2 separate regions of the Mus musculus genome follow, and region 2 is linked to region 1. Evidence: chromatin loops called from intact Hi-C (ENCODE). Cell type or tissue: gastrocnemius. All regions are shown on one strand. Links, peaks and the distances in the headings refer to the core of each region. The heading gives the core; the rest is flanking DNA.

Region 1 (8,334 bases), core at 104-8,103:
GCTCCCCAGACACATTCGTGTTGCCTCAAACATCAAGTTCTAATGTGGTCACAGTTTCAATAAATCAAGGTATTTGGAAATATAAGGTAGATTACAAAAACGTGGAAAACTCTCTCCTGTAGGTCTTGGATGTTGTCTTTTGGGTTGGTGGAAGCTAGTGAGATATGTTTGTGCATTCCAAAACAATTTACCAGGAGGTCACAAGGTTGGATTGTTAGGTCAGATGCATTAAGAGGGCTAAAGGTAGCTCAATATTGGCTCTAGACTTGTAACATTCTAGGCTTCTCCAGTTGCAGAGGATCTAATCGGGTCATTGGCATTTTCAGCATGGGTGTAGCAGCTTCCTAGGAACTTTTATATTGTTTCTTTTCTTCAGCATCTAAGCCAGAGAACCACATCACACTTACCATTGTGAGATTTCCTGTGAACAAAGGAGCCGAGCCAGGCATAGGTCCAGCTCGCTTTTAATCCGAGCACTGCAGAGGCAGGTGGATCTCTGCAGGTCTGAGGCCAGCCAGAGCCACATAGTGAGCCTTTGGTATAAAAAGGGATGGAGGGAGGGATGGAGGAAGGAAGGAAGGAAGGAAGGAAGGAAGGAAGGAAGGAAGGAAGGAAGGAAGGAAGGAAGGAAGGAAGGAAGTCCAACTGCACTGCAAGTCCCTGGAAGCCCCTTTGTCCTCCAGTCCACACTACAGAACTAGTTTCAGACAGTTCTTCATTAAAACTTGCCCACTGACCCTTCTCTCTGGCCCAGAGCCCTTAAGTCGATCAGGCTGTGGTGTGGGGTTCTTTGCCTGCATGTTTGCTGCATCTCCGAGAACATGTCCTCCTTCCTGCTTTCTGAGGGCGTTTTCCCCACAACCTGCACCCATCTTCATGCTTTGGGGAATTAAGCTGGCATTGTTGGTGTACTTCCTGGGTTCTGTTTAAGTCTTCTTGTAAGTTAAACGTCACAGCAGTAAGACCCAAGTCCCTGGTTTGACCCAAGTCACTTTTAAGCTGTACACTCTTTGCTGAGAGGAGGAGGAACCTGCTTTGTATTTCAGAAACATTCTCAGTATGATAAACGCATATGCTGAAAGTTGGATTTAAACTAAGGAGAACCAGGGTGTAGGTATGGCTTTTGGTCCCTTGCCTATACGTGAGGTCCCTTGCCATTTTTCATTTCAAAAGGAGCAAACCCAGCTGGGTAAGTGATGCCCCGCTGGTGTATGAAGCCAGCCACCAAATGTCTATACAGTCATAGTCACATGGTAGAGTTTTAGTTCTTGGGTGTTTTTTAGGCCATGAACAGCATAAAAGGGTTATAGAAGAAATACTTGTTGTAAAAGAGTAAAAGGATGAATGTATGTATAAGCCATAGACACTCCCACACGAGATGGATACATTGCTTTGAAGCCCAGTTGGTGATGGTGTCTTTGGTATCCCCTATTAAATCTGTGTAAATATAAAGTACTTGTCAGTTTAAATAGTTTCTCATTTTTCTAATTGAATTCTTTCTTTCTTTCTTTCTTTCTTTCTTTCTTTCTTTCTTTCTTTCTTTCTAAAAGCATCAGGCCAACTTGAATGGTTGAAGTTTTAGGACTAAGTGGAACACCTAAATACCCATTTTTAACCGTTAGTTACTTTCATTATGCATAAAATCATGCTAATTAAAATTGTTTTTACTCTTGTATCTCATAAACTCATTTAATTCAGGAGTTAACACAGGAGTGACATTTCTGCACCATGGACCCCATTTGCTGAGAACATCATACTCAGTACACTCTTTGGACATTTTGTCCCAAGCCATGTGGCTGATTCCCTGACTGGTAGAATAATTAGCTTTTTAAAAGTGGTCTTAAAGGGTCACTCACCTCACCCTGCGTAGGTGTTTACTCTTGGAGAGGGCATGGGTGCCTTTTGGAGGTTGTGACTTTTTGTGTGTGAGCTAGGACCAGGAAAGTTCTATGCCAGCCCTTCACAATTCAACTTTAACTCTGTCTTCTCTACTAAATAATTTATAGTGATTAACTATTTCCTATCCACTCCACACATTTGATTCTTCAAATACATGGTTCAGCCCTGAAAATACTCAAACTGATGGTATCTTTTAGCTTTCTTGTGGGGACCATTTGATCTGTATAGCAGTATGGCCAGGGTAGGAATTATTTATACCTTCACAGATAGGGAAGGTAGGGTACATTACCCAACTGAGGGCCCATACTGGTGCCAGAGGCTACTCTGAGACATCAGCTGGAGGACTGTGGGCTCAGGAATGCCATACACTAGCTCTCAACATATAGTATCTTTGAGTGAGCCCCTCAAAGCTTTCAAAGCCTCAGTTTCCCCTTTCTATAGAATGGACGCACATGGTACTTATGAGATGCATGACACGTGCATTGAGTCTTTAGTGCAGGCTGTGTGCTATGACCTCTCCAAAAATGTGGCATGTCTGAGCTGTGCAGGAGTGTTATGTCCCATGGGTACCTCCAAGTGCTTTAAGTTGCCCGTCCTTTTGGCTCCTGAGTCTGTAGGGGTTTCACTTTCCACTCTCTCCTATGGGAGCTCTAGAGGCTTCTTGAAGGATCAAGCCCACATTACACTGTCCCTATACCCTCAACTTCAAATCAGCAAGTGCTGATCTCCATTCATACAAACAGACATTTGTTAAAACAAAGGCCTGGCAGGCTGAAACATCAAGGAAGTTTTATTGGGGGATGGGGGTGGTTGCAGCTGCACATTGGTCGGTGTGGGGAAGGCCTGGATGCCCTAGTCAGGGGCTTTCCTCAGGGGCCTCAGGGTGGCCTAGGGATAAGCAGAGTCCCCCTCGTCTGCTCACCCTGGCTGTGCCATGTAGTGTGAAAGAGCAGGCCCCTGAGAAGCTGGCCTCTCTCGGCCTCCTTGCACTGGCTTCCAGGAAGGGTGGCATTTCTCCTCTTGCGGGCCTTCTGCTTGCAGAATTCAGAAGTTCTGCTGCATCAAGTTGTTCAGGGTTTGCCAAGGCCCACCGGTGAGGTGGGTGAAAGGTAGAAAGTCGAGGCTGATAGGTAGAGAGAGGGAGGTGACAATGGCCTCCTAAAGGGACAGAGAGTATAGCTTCTATCTGAAATGTTAGAAAGAACCGTAAAACATCTTGTGGCTCACCAGCCTGCCTGGCGGGTGGGAACTACATGTCTGTCTGTTTGATTTCTCTTTGTTGGGGTTGAGCTTTGTCCTGGTGATGTCACAGTGTGACCCAAGGGTGGGCGCTTGGATATGCATCTGCGACGTATCTTCCTGGTTGCTCAAATTTCCTTTTATTAGTATTTAAGAGGTAATTACTTTTCTATATATCAGTTGGTAGAAGGGTAATCCGACAAGGCATGTTATCAGGCAAATGGCTCTTCATCTTTCCCTGGGAGTAAACTTGGTTGTAAGAAGTTCAGAGCATGCGCATTTAAAAGACAACAGGAAACTGGATTGTTAGGGTGTTGGAAGAGTACAAACAGTGCAGACAGAGGGAGCTTGGTTTTTGTTTTGTTTTTGTTTTTTGTTTGTTTTAGGAAGGTTCTAAGTAAAACATTGTGTTTTAAGTCTTTGATCTAACGGGATTATTTAATGAAATCAATGTGGGACATCACATTTCTTGAGTGGTAGAAGATGCTGGGAAGTTTGTGTGTCATGGGGCACCGAGATTTCTCAGCACACGCCTTAGATGGCAGCGTACCCTGGACTAAGGCGCTGACGGTGTACAGTCCAAGGAACTTAAACATTTACTTTAGTTCATAAGGAATAGAACGCTTGGCAGAGAAGACGTCTTTGGAGGATAGATGCAGACTGGAGACAAACACAGCTCATCCAGGACTGTACTGAGCCTGGAGGACTGGCTCTGTATGCTGGTGGCTTATGATCCTTCCAGGCTGGGCAGAAGAGGGGACCCATACTCTCTTGTCAGGTAAAGGCTTTCTTGTATCCCTCATCCTCAGCCTGGATACAGTCACTGCTCTGCTGCCAACCATTTACTTGCTGGCTCCTGCTCTGGGTTGGCACCAGGTCTAGGCTGTCATGAGCACATTTCATACCATTGTCTGGGCAGTGTCTATTTCCTCCATCACTGGAATTGTCTGGTTTGACCTGAACCCAGGTTGCTCTTGGGTTTCCCATTCCTGAAATAATCTTGACCTTGGAAGACAGCAGATGTGGTCTCCTCATCCTTAGGATGCCCTGGTAAGGTCTCGATGTTTAAGATGTCACTGCTGTGCCTTCTACTTTTGCTTGAAGACAGGAAGATGAAGGTGATCAGAATGTTTACATTTCATTAGGTGCTTTCCTTAGCATTCACAAAGATCAATTCATATAATCTGGCTGCAGCCCCAGAAGAAGGTCCGATCATCATCGACATCCTAGAACTGAGTGCAATGAGGCACAGAGAGGGTGAATAAGGTGTGTGAGGTCACACAGTACGAGGAGGCAGAGCCCAGATGTGAAGCCAGGGAGGGAACTTATGTGTTATACCACCTTGCTAGACGGACCTGTGGAAGTTTACCTCTGTAAATCCAAAGCATGCAGGGCCAGCTCTCCAGCCCTAAACTTGGAAACTCATTTGTGGGCTTCAGTATGGCCAAAGCAAATAAATGTTCCTCTCCCCCAAATGAATGAAAAGGCAGTTTGTATTTAGGGTTTGGGGGTGATGTAGGAAGCTCTAGAGGGATACCACAGGAGATTCATTCCACTCCTTTTTCTCCTCATGAGGGAAGTTTGAGGTACACATGTTTTTCTTGGGGTGCACATAGACTGAGACATGATGGAGAAGAGAGGTACCTTAGAATGCCACTTGCCACTTCAGCCTTCTGATGTAAGGCTGCCTCACTGGCTGAAAACTTAGACAGCACTTACAGTAGCCACACCTTTCCTGACCTTGGAAGCTCTGTGGTTCCTGAAGTAGAGCCCCGCCCTGGTGTTCTGAGCTTTGTGAGTGCTGGTCTAACCTGCCACACTTACCCACTGCCATGGTCCAGTGTTTGCTAGTCCAGAGCCTCAGTTATACACTGCTGACCACTGTGTTGTTAGACAAAAAGAAATCATTTGCAAAGAGTCTGTGTCCCGTGTGTTTCTTTTATTGAGTTTTAAAAATATAGTTGGAGGGCTTAGTGGTTAAGAGCACTAACTGCTTTTCCAGAGGTCCTGAGTTCAAATCCCAACAACCACATGATGGCTCACAACCATCTGTAATGGGATCTGATGCCCTCTTCTGATGCGTTTGAAGAAAGCAACAGTGTACTCACGTATATACAATGAATAAATCTTAACTCTTAACGATGTGTGTGTGTGTATATATATGTATATATATTTACATATACGTGTGTGTGTGTGTGTGTGTGTGTGTATTTGGAATTCTTATAATTGCCCAATTTAACAACCCCTGTATCTGACTGAATTTGTGTAGTCTGAATAGATGGCTGTGGACTCTTAGGGGACCCTCTTGGAGGAGGCTGCTTCTTAAGGAGATACAGAGTTGGGGTTTGCTCTCTATTGCGTCTCACCGCTGTGGATGAAGGCTGTACCTAACCTAACTCTTTAGGGCCAACCTGTGTAGGAAGGCAGGTAGGGAGGCATCTCCTTGAGGCCTGGGGTCACAGGAAGCAAATGAGCTCGGAGAACAGTTATTTAGGACAGTCAATCTGTCCTAAATAAGCACTTCCCAGCTCCAGCTCCAGCCCCGCCCCCGCCCCGCCCCGCCCCCTGAACTGCCCTCCCTGAGCCCAGCAAGCATCTGCACTCATCCTTCTGGGAGACCCAGTCGCAGGGAACCTTTTGCTCTGGAGCCCAGTTTTCTTTTGGCCATCTCCTTGGTTTTATTATACGAGGTCCTGCTTTGTACACAGGACATGAACAGCGTGCACACACGTTACCCTGCAGAGCCATGCCGTGTCTGGGTTTGATTCATTGTTTAAATGAAAGATCAAGTCCAGGGAAGTGGCACACAGTCCCTATGATAGCGCCTGCAGAGACAAGCAGGGGGGTCCCTCCTCTCCATCCAGCAGGGTTTGCTTTGTTCCAAAAGGGCATAGTTGGTTACCCCACCCCACCCCCCAGACTGCCTGCCTAGCACTGAAATACAAGAAGTGCAAAGTACTGTATTGGCAGTCAGGTCTGCTACGTACGCCATGCCAGCAGGCCTTCTGAGAGGCCACTGCAGAAGTGAAGTATTACCTCAGGGTTATTTATGGACGGCCACATGTAGAATAAACCGGGGTCCCTCTCTCCCCACTGCTTTTCTAAGTGTGAGGTGAGTGTTTGCTTTTCTGGAGTGTCATTCAAAGAGCAGTGGCACTATGTCTGTCACCTTTTCCTTTGTTTAACAAAGAGACTGAAAATATTTTTTTTAAAGCGTTCTTTCCAGTCTGAAAAATAGCACCTAGCTCTGAGGGCGTGGAGAGAGCTCTATCTGCACCAGGGTCTCCTACTTCCCTGCAAGGAGAGTTTCACAGTGCCTCTCTGTGCGATGCTTATCTCCCTGGCTATCCTGGAGGGCTCCAGAGGCTTTGGAGTCTAGCCTGCTTGCATAGAGATGCTTGCTTCTGAGGCAGGCCACAGACCCTTCTCACTGACCTCAGTAACAGTTTTACGTTTCTCCTGGGGTGGAAAGTGTTGTTTACAGTGCCCTGAGATAAAGCAGTCTCCTGTTTCTTAAGATGGTGGCCTGAAGTCTGCCAAGTACACTCTAGAATGATTGGCTCCTTCTGATACTGTGCCAGTCTGCGGGTGGAGAGGAGAAGGTATGAGCTCAGATTCCTGACTGTGTGTGCTACCCTAACTACAGACAATGACCATCTCAAATGGTTATAGTTTTCCACCCCAAAAGTTTTACTTACCAAAATAAAAGGCTATATGCGATTCATATAGATACCCTCCTTTTTAAAATTTACCTTCTCCGTCTATTTGATGTGTCATTAACAATCAGAAACCAGATTTAAAGAATAGAAAAATAGCTTTTAGGTTTGCATTATGAGCTGTTACTGTCTGGGGCTGCCCGCAGCTTTGACTGCCTCCCAGATCGATTCTCACTTTGCAGCACTGCTCCAAGTCCCCAGACCTACGGCAGGTAGGATAGTGCACCCTCCCTACACTCAGCTGCATAGCGGGTCCTCTGAGAACTGGATGCACATTCTCACTGTGTAGGCAGATAGACTGCTGGACGTCCTTTCTACACTCTACACATCTGTTCAAACGGTATGATAGAGGAAATCAGGAGACTTGAAAGGCAAAGAAAACTCACAAGCGCCTTTGACCCCCCCGCCACCCCCCCTCTTTGCCGGCCCCCACTCCCTGCTTTGCTTTGAACTTTGCTGCGTGCAGGTGGGACGGTGCTCTGTGTATGAGTTCTAACAAAGACTGTTATGGAACTCATCTTTCCCTGAGACAATTAAGTTGACATCTTACTTTTATAGGTTGCTGCTGATGGCTTGTAATCTTCCAGAGCGTTGTATCTGTTTCCTGTGGTTTGTATCACACCCATATGAACAGATTGTTAATGCGGACAAGTAAATTGCCAAGCTCCCATTGAATCTAATTATATCCGGGAGACTTGGTGCTCCGAGCATTTCTTATTGTTTTATCATCACGATCTAGGTACATTTAAAACACCTGGAAATGGTTTTAAGAAACCATGATGGGTCCTGTGTAGTTCTTTCCTTTGTCTAGTCGAAGGGTCTGTATTATGGAGTCAGCTCACTCTAGTGTCCCAGAGATAGGCTATTCCCCAGTTAGGGCATGCTCAAGTCAGGAAATATTTTATTAAATATTTACACAGAGTACTAGGCTCTACCTAATGAGAACATGTAAAGGAGATTATGTTATTTTGATCACTGGAAGTGGACACAATTTCTGTAGTTGCTTCCTGGGGAGCAACCTGAAGACTTGTCCACTCTGCTCTCACTTAACAGATGAGGGAGGTCAAGGAGCAGGAGCCAGAGTTGGTTCATTTTGAACACAGAGTCCTTTAAGCCTCCCAAGTGTGTGCTGATCCCTTCTGACCTGTCTAACAGACTCTAGAGTCTCATTCTGGCTGCCTGTATATATACTTGGAGCCTGTCACTGCTGCTCAGGTTTAGGGATGCTTGGGCAATTATGGTCTCCTAGGAAACACTTGAGAGTCATTCTATTTGCCATCTGCCCCCCTCCTACCTTCTTTTAAGGAGGAATGTTCAACATGCAGTGGATTTATAACATTGATTAATTATTCACACCATTAATTTCCAGATTAATAAGGAAATAGACCCAATTTTCCTTTTCAATGAAACTATTCAAGACCATTTTCATGAAAGCATCCAATGTACTTTGAACGTATCTTTCCATTCTTCATTCCCTCTC
Region 2 (8,334 bases), core at 130-8,129, 1.4 Mb before region 1:
CGATATGGACTGGCAAGCATATGTGTCGGGGGTTTGAGAATACAGCACTATCAGCATCAATTAGTAGAATGTAAGGAAGTCTCAAGAAGAAAAGGCGAATACACTGAGAACACAGCACTGGGGATGGGCAGGTGACAGCTTATGAAGGCATTTGAGAATCAGCATCTCCAACGTGCATCCCTGAAGGAGAAATTCAAAGAGTTGGGAGATGCGGATTAGGAGTGTAGTTCAGTAATAGAGAGCTTGCCTAGCCAGAGCATTCCTGGTTTCAGTTCCACAGAGAAAGAACAGGAGAAAACATGATTTCAAACAGAAACCCTTAAGAAACGCAGGTTCCAGAACAATCAAAAGGAATTCTGATTCTCGAATCTATGAAGAACGATTATTACATTGGTGCCGAGGGAAATTTGCCTTTTAGCAGGTTTCCAGACTTAGGCACTTTGTATTAAACTTAGAGAAAATATAAGCATTGGGGCCACAGTACAAAGGTGAGGGATACCTGGCTCGTGCTTAGATTAAAGCTTTGGGGAACAGGAGTTGACCGCGAAAATGCTGACATTTCTCCTCCTGCCTCCTTTTTATGATCAATCAAGCCAAGGCTGCACATTCTTCTCTATCCTACCACTGCTAGTAAATTACAAGTCTGGCTTCTGGAAAGTGGTCTTCCATAGTCCAGATAGGCTCCAGGTTGACCAAATCTGATCGTTCATGGGGTTCAGCATCCTTGCCATAGACCCAGTCAAGTGTCCCAAGAGTCTCAGCAGGAAAAGAGCTAACACTTAGACCGTCCACCAGCTAGATTTTTGTTGTTGTTGTTGTTGTTGTTGTTCATTACAACTCAACTGGAACCAAGAGAAAGGATTTAGAGCACTGTTCCTTCTCAAACTCTCCATCTCTTCCACTGTGAAGCTCAGCCTCTCAGAGGGGGCCATGCTACCAGCCTAACCCGAGTAGACATTTAAGAGGAGCCATTAAACTGAGGCAATTATAATAGGAGCGTGGTATTTTTCTGAGTAAATGTGGATGGGATTTAGTAAGAGATTAGAATGTTATGTAGGCCCGAACAACCTGAAAAATGATAATGCCACCATGACCCATGTGAAAATGGGGCACAGAACTGGTCATGGTTATCAGGACTCCTACAGCGTTACAAACATTAGTGTGATGCAAGGTACCAAACACTGTGTTGTGAGTTAACAGTGCACACATGAAAGGGGGCACTTTGCCATGTACCCAATTTTGCCTTGCCAATCAACACCAGCAGCTGGAAGAGTGGCACATTCCATACAGCAGAATACAAGTCTTGACTCCAAGTACCTTGCTTAAGCTTGTTGAAGACTATGAAGAAGAAATCCAGATGCATGGTCCACAATGACAGCAATGCCACCGTTGTCTCTGGTATCTTTCTACCTGCCCCTCCCCCCAATTTTCAGGAATGCCTAATGCACAATCTCCTCATTTTTTTTAAAGAATTTTTTATTTAAGTTATGTATGTGAGTATGCTGTCACTCTCTTCAGACACACCAGAAGAGAGTATCAGATCCCATTACAGATGGCTGTGAGCCACCATGCTGTTGCTGGGACTTGAACTCAGGACCTCAAGGAGTAACCAGTGCTCTTACCCACTGAGCCATCTCACTAGCCCCCAATCTCCTGGTTTCTAATCCCCAAAACCCTGCTCTCTCTTCTTTCCTCATGCTTCCTTCTCTGTCTTCATTTCCCTCCACACCTGATCTTTGCTCCTAAACTGGTCCATGATTTCTAACTCACAGAATGAAATCAGCCGACCATCTATCCTCCCCACGTCTCCATTTTATCTCCTGACCTGGCATCACAAACAATCTAAACTCCTTTCTAGAAATGCCAAAACCCTTCAGAAAGTGATGGATCAGGCAAGGCTAAATGAGCAGGGAAAGAATTCTTTTTGGGGGTGAAAAACTATAAGGAAAGCTAAGAATTCTTATGCAGTATTTTCAATCATGAATATAATAGAAATGCTGAATATATACTGTACATGTAAGGACATGTTTTAAATGTTTTTACACAGTCCATTCCTTTAAGTCCAAGGAAGTTTTGGGATGCTCTGGAGTTTTGTTTTTATAAATTACTATTATCATTCCTGTGGTTTAAAGGAAGAAACTAAGGATTAGTGGATACATATTACACAAGAGAAATGAAGACAAAACTAGGCCTAGGGTTTCCCTGAGTTGAGAATCCTAAACACTTTTATGCATTTACATAAAATACATAATTTGCCTATATACAAACGCTGAAGCTCTCAATTTTTACAATATTTTTTTAATTAGCTATGTGTGTAAGAGGTATATGCATGTGAGTATGGATGACCTAGAGGCCAAAAGTGCCAGATACCCTGATATTGGAGTTGTAAGCAGCCACGAATAGAGTAGTATTGGGTGCTAGAAACCAAAATCAGGTCCTCTACAAGAGCAATACTGTTCTTAAACACTGAGTCATCTTTCTATCCTTATCCCTTTTCCAGCGAATGTTTTCTGATGGATACTATCAGGAGCTTTAAAATACTTCAGAATGTACACACACACACACACACACACACACACACACACACATACGCCCATATAAATGGCAACAACATATTAACAACATATTGTGAGCACCCTACAGAATTTACTTATTTAACTTACAAGATAAACATGCCTACAATTTTTCCAATTTGTTTTTCTTACTTCTCTGAAGTGCAGGGTCCCTCTCCCCCAGCCAAGGCCACAGCATCAATGCAGAATTCGCTGTCTTTTACGTAATCTGCTAGGCCTTCCTTTGAGATATTCCTTACTACTGTGACTCTTATTCACATGACTTCTATCACAACTGTCCTACTGTCTCACCATTTTGGAAGCATCACTTTAGCATCTTAACTCCACTCCCACTATTACAGCAGCTGTCATCTGACTTCCACACACATGCCATGGCACAGGCAAACCAAAACACAGACATGCAAGTAAGTAACGATAAAAAGTATAAAAGCTGTCTTACAAGCATGATTTAAAAAAAAAAAAAATAAAAAAAAAAACATTGCAAACATGCCGTAATAAAAAGGAAGTTGTTAAATAGATACAAATTCATATCTCAACCCTAAAAACATACAAATATGAGATAAAGCATGAAGTACATTTCTAGACCATACAAAATATATTTCTATACCATTTGGCACTTTTTGTATTAGCATACATTTCTTTAATAATTAAAATTGATAGAAGCATGAAGCAGAATCTGAAAGGGGAAAGAAATGTAAGAAGAGAAAGGTGGCAAAAGGCCCTTTGCAATCCCCTGGTGAGACCTGCTTTAGGGACTTGTAGTGTTAGATGTAAGCTCCATGGTACTTTAGTTTCTAACATAGCTGTGGCTTAGGAAGTCTCTTAGAGACCTGAATTAAACTGTAGGACACTAGGTTATTAAGATCTGTTTTGATAATGTGGTAATGATAATACAGACTGGTTATTTTCAGAAAAGCCAGTTATCATGAATTATTAAAGCCTTCATATTAATTCATATTACTGAATAGATAATTGATTCTATCCCACTGCCTTATTTCTGAACCTATTAATGTACAGCTGAATCATTTCCTACACAGCACTGCGCTGCCCCCCTGTGGCGGCTTCTGTGCATGACAGCAAGCGTCTTCTACAATAATCACGGTAAACGGAAGGTAATCATCAAACTTTCCCTATGGTCGAAGCGTTTCACTCTACTCCAAAAAAATATTGCATACGTTAAAATTTCTCAAATATACGACATAGCGTCACCTCAATGATCAAATTATGAAAATATAGAAATAGATTGTATTTTATTCTGTTTCAGATTACAATATAAAAACGTTCCCCGTTTTCCTACCTGTGCTTTCTGCGCCACCTACAGGAAACGTGTAGAACTTTTATTAAACATAAGCAAGTGCATGCCTCGTATAGAAAAACTGAACAAGCTCATCATTACTAAATTTATAAAAACAACTTCATCTCCTATGAGGGTCCTCACGTAGTCTTCTGGAAATGAAGTCAGATGTCGCCCTTCTTAGGAACACTATTGCTGTGGTGAACCACCATGACCAAAGCAAGGTACAGCCTTGGCTGCCTCTGGAACACAGCTTCTGTGTACTGACTCTCAGAAAACACTTCCCAGATTTCACCTCAGTGACGCTGGTCTCCTCTAACCACAGCTGATTCCTCAGCCCCGGTGGACCAGCATCCATTATCCCAGCAAAGCAAAGGTTTGACTTTAGTGGTTTTGGGTCTCTTGTTAGTCACAACCAATTCTTCAGCTCCAGCTGAACAAACACCACAGATTCTTCACATAAATGACCTGGCAGAGTCTTTGCTTCCCTCTGAAAGGTCACACATGAAACTCAAGAAGAACGAAGACCAAAGTGTGGACACTTTGCCCCTTCTTAGAATTGGGAACAGAATACCCATGGAAGGAGTTACAGAGACAAAGTTTGGAGCTGAGACAAAAGGATGGACCATCTAGAGACGGCCATATCTAGGGATCCATCCCATAATCAGCTTCCAAACGCTGACACCATTGCACACACTAGCAAGATTTTGCTGAAAGGACCCATATATGGCTGTCTCTTGTGAGACTATGCCGGGGCCTAGCAAACACAGAAGTGGATGCTGACAGTCAGCTATCAGATGGATCACAGGGCCCCCAATGGAGGAGCTAGAGAAAGTACCCAAGGAGCTAAAGGGAACTGCAACCCTATAGGTGGAACAACAATATGAACTAACCAGTACCCTGGAGCTCTTGACTCTAGCTGCATATGTATCAAAAGATGGCCTAGTCGGCCATCACTGGAAAGAGAGGCCCATTGGACTTGCAAACTTTATATGCCCCAGTACAGGGGGACGCCAGGGCCAAAAAGTGGGAGTGGGTGGGTAGAGGAGTCAGGGGGAGTGTATTGGGGACTTTTTGGATAGCATTGGAAATGTAAATGAGGAAAATACATAATAAAAATATTAATTCTAAAAAAAAAAAAAAAAGCAAAATACATCTGTGTTACTCAGTGATCCAGTATAAGAGAGGCCAGAGACTGTAAAGGCCAGGTGATACACAATGAGTAAAGAAATAGCTGAAGTGTTTCTTCGGTTGGAAGTTTATAAAAAGAAAGATACTCCACTATGTCTGGTACAGTGAGTAAAAGGGAAACAATAGCTGAGCACATTCACATAAAAACTAAAATCAGGACACCCAGAGACAGCTTGACTCCCAAGATGTCCATCATAATTAGGCTTGCAGGTGAGACACACCCCTCCACCCTAATACCTAGTATAACTGGGACCCCCATGGGGCCCAGTGGAGGCAGAACCTATCTGCCCTGCCTGAAGCACATCATCCTTCTAGGAAGCAGCTCTGCCTGGAACAGAGGTGGCACTCCCAATCCCCTCCCACTCCCAGGGACAGCTGAATTCCCAGGAGGTCTGTCATAACTAGAGACAGGTTCCAGTCAGAAACAACAAGGCCAATTAACACAAGCAATAACAAGATGTCGAGAGGAAAGTGCAAGAACATAAGCAACAGAAACAAATGCCACTTGGCACCATCAGAACCCAGTTCTCCCACCACAGCAAGTCCTGGATACCCTAACATACCTGAAAAGAGAGATCCTGGCTTAAAAATCTCATTTCATGAAGATGACAGAGAACCTTAAGGAGAACATAACTTCCTTAACGAAATACAAGAGAGCACAGGTAAACAGTTAGAAGACGTTAAAGAGCTAACAGGTTAATCCTTTTAAAGAATTACAGGAAAACACAATCAAGCAGGTGAAGGAATTGAACAAAGTGATCCAAGACCTGTAAATGGAAATAGAAACAATACAGAAATCACAAAAGAAGGCAACACTGGAGGTGGAAAACCTAGGAAAGAGATCAGGAGTAACAGATACACACGCATCACCAACAGAATACACAACAGAGAAGAGAGAATCTCAGGAATAGAAGATACCATAGAAGATATTGACACAACAGTCAAAGGAAATACAAAGTGAAAAAATCTCCTAACCCAGGAAATTCAGGACACAATGAAAAAAGCAAACCTGGGGAGGCGGCCTCAGCCTCAGCAGCAGCGGTTGCCATCTTGGTTCCAGGACTCAGCAGAACTTAGGAAATTAGTCTGAACAGGTTAGAGGGTGCGCTAGAGAACCGGACAGCTTCTGGGACAGGCAGAAGCACAGAGCCGCTGAGGCAGCACCCTTGGCGGGCCGCAGACAGCCGGCCACCTTCCGGACCAGAGGACAGGTGTCTGCCTGGCTTGGGAGGTGGCCTCAGCCTCAGCAGCAGCGGTCGCCATCTGGGTTCCAGGACTCCCTGGAACTTAGGAATTTAGTCTGCACAGGTGAGAGTCTGCACCACAGAAGCTGACAGCTTCTGGGAACTGCCAAAGCAACACAGCTTCTGAGAGAGGCCCTGTTTTGGGCCTTCTTCTTTGACCAGGAGGAGGTCCAAAAACAAGATATCTGCGCACCATCCCTGTAAGAGAGCTTGCCAGCAGAGAGTGCTCTGAGCACTACTAACAGGAACCAAGACCACTCACCATCATCAGAACCCAGCACTCCCACTTCGCCCAGTCCAGGGCACCCCAACACAACCGAAAACCTAGACCTAGATTTAAAAGCATAACTCATGATGATGGTAGAGGACATCAAGAAGGACTTTAATAAATCACTTAAAGAAATACAGGAGAACACTGCTAAAGAGTTACAAGTCCTTAAAGAAAAACAGGAAAACACAATCAAACAGGTAGAAGTCCTTACAGAAAAAGAGGAAAAAACATACAAACAGGTGACGGAAATGAACAAAACCATACTAGACCTAAAAAGGGAAGTAGACACAATAAAGAAAACTCAAAGTGAGGCAACACTGGAGATAGAAACCCTAGGAAAGAAATCTGGAACCATAGATTTGAGCATCAGCAACAGAATACAAGAGATGGAAGAGAGAATCTCAGGTGCAGAAGATTCGATAGAGAACATCGGCACAACAATCAAAGAAAATGGAAAATGCAAAAAGATCCTAACTCAAAATATCCAGGAAATCCAGGACACAATGAGAAGACCAAACCTACGGATAATAGGAGTGGATGAGAATGAAGATTTTCAACTCAAAGGACCAGCAAATATCTTCAACAAAATTATTGAAGAAAACTTTCCAAATATAAAGAAAGAGATACCTATGAACATACAAGAAGCCTACAGAACTCCAAATAGACTGGACCAGAAAAGAAATTCCTCCCGACACATAATAATCAGAACAACAAATGCACTAAATAAAGATAGAATACTAAAAGCGGTAAGGGAAAAAGGTCAAGTAACATACAAAGGCAAGCCTATCAGAATTACACCAGATTTTTCACCAGAGACTATGAAAGCCAGAAGAGCCTGGACAGATGTTATACAGACACTAAGAGAACACAAATTCCAGCCCAGGCTACTATACCCAGCCAAACTCTCAATTACCATAGATGGAGAAACCAAAGTATTCCACGACAAAACCAAATTCACACATTATCTCTCCACGAATCCAGCCCTTCAAAGGTTAATAACAGAAAAAAACCAATACAAGAACGGGAACAATGCCCTAGAAAAAACAAGAAGGTAATCCCTCAACAAACCTAAAAGAAGATAGCCACAAGAACAGAATGCCAACTTTAACAACAAAAATAACAGGAAGCAACAATTACTTTTCCTTAATATCTCTTAACATCAATGATCTCAACTCCCCAATAAAAAGACATAGACTAACAAACTGGCTACACAAACAAGACCCAACATTTTGCTGTTTACAGGAGACACATCTCAGAGAAAAAGATAGACACTACCTCAGAATAAAAGGCTGGAAAACAATTTTCCAAGCAAATGGTATGAAGAAACAAGCTGGAGTAGCCATCCTAATATCTGATAAGATTGACTTCCAACCCAAAGTCATCAAAAAAGACAAGGAGGGGCACTTCGTTCTCATCAAATGTAAAATCCTCCAAGAGGAACTCTCAATTCTGAATATCTATGCTCCAAATACAAGGGCAGCCACATTCATTAAAGAAACTTTAGTAAAGCTCAAAGCACACATTGCACCTCACACAATAATAGTGGGAGACTTCAACACACCACTTTCACCAATGGACAGATCATGGAAACAGAAACTAAACAGGGACACACTGAAACTAACAGAAGTGATGAAACAAATGGATCTGACAGATATCTACAGAACATTTTATCCTAAAACAAAAGGATATACCTTCTTCTCAGCACCTCATGGTACCTTCTCCAAAATTGACCACATAATAGGTCACAAAACAGGCCTCAAC

The links. Hi-C counts contacts between places; a loop is a spot of excess contacts. Peaks named below come from ENCODE experiments on the same cell type or tissue, not always from the same donor. Only the 100,000 strongest peaks of a DNase experiment are listed, where the experiment ranks them.
Region 2: a loop joins it to region 1, with 6 times the contacts of the local background. A loop is called at or near these places in 2 of 42 quality-filtered maps.

The regions. Positions count from the first base shown.
Region 1 is chr10:58,848,900-58,857,233 of GRCm38, forward strand. All of the region lies in intron 1 of Sh3rf3 (SH3 domain containing ring finger 3), which reads left to right. Among named protein-coding and RNA genes, the nearest start is that of Sh3rf3, 40 kb to the left of the region's middle. In gastrocnemius, for the core only: no CTCF peak of the experiment used is centred there; a DNase peak (open chromatin) is centred at 4,002; H3K4me3 peaks cover 332 bases; H3K27ac peaks cover 517 bases.
Region 2 is chr10:57,444,498-57,452,831 of GRCm38, forward strand. No RefSeq gene overlaps it. Among named protein-coding and RNA genes, the nearest start is that of 4930467K11Rik, 38 kb to the right of the region's middle. In gastrocnemius, for the core only: CTCF peaks have their summits at 3,648 (motif pointing left) and 3,852 (motif pointing left); a DNase peak (open chromatin) is centred at 3,628; H3K4me3 peaks cover 299 bases.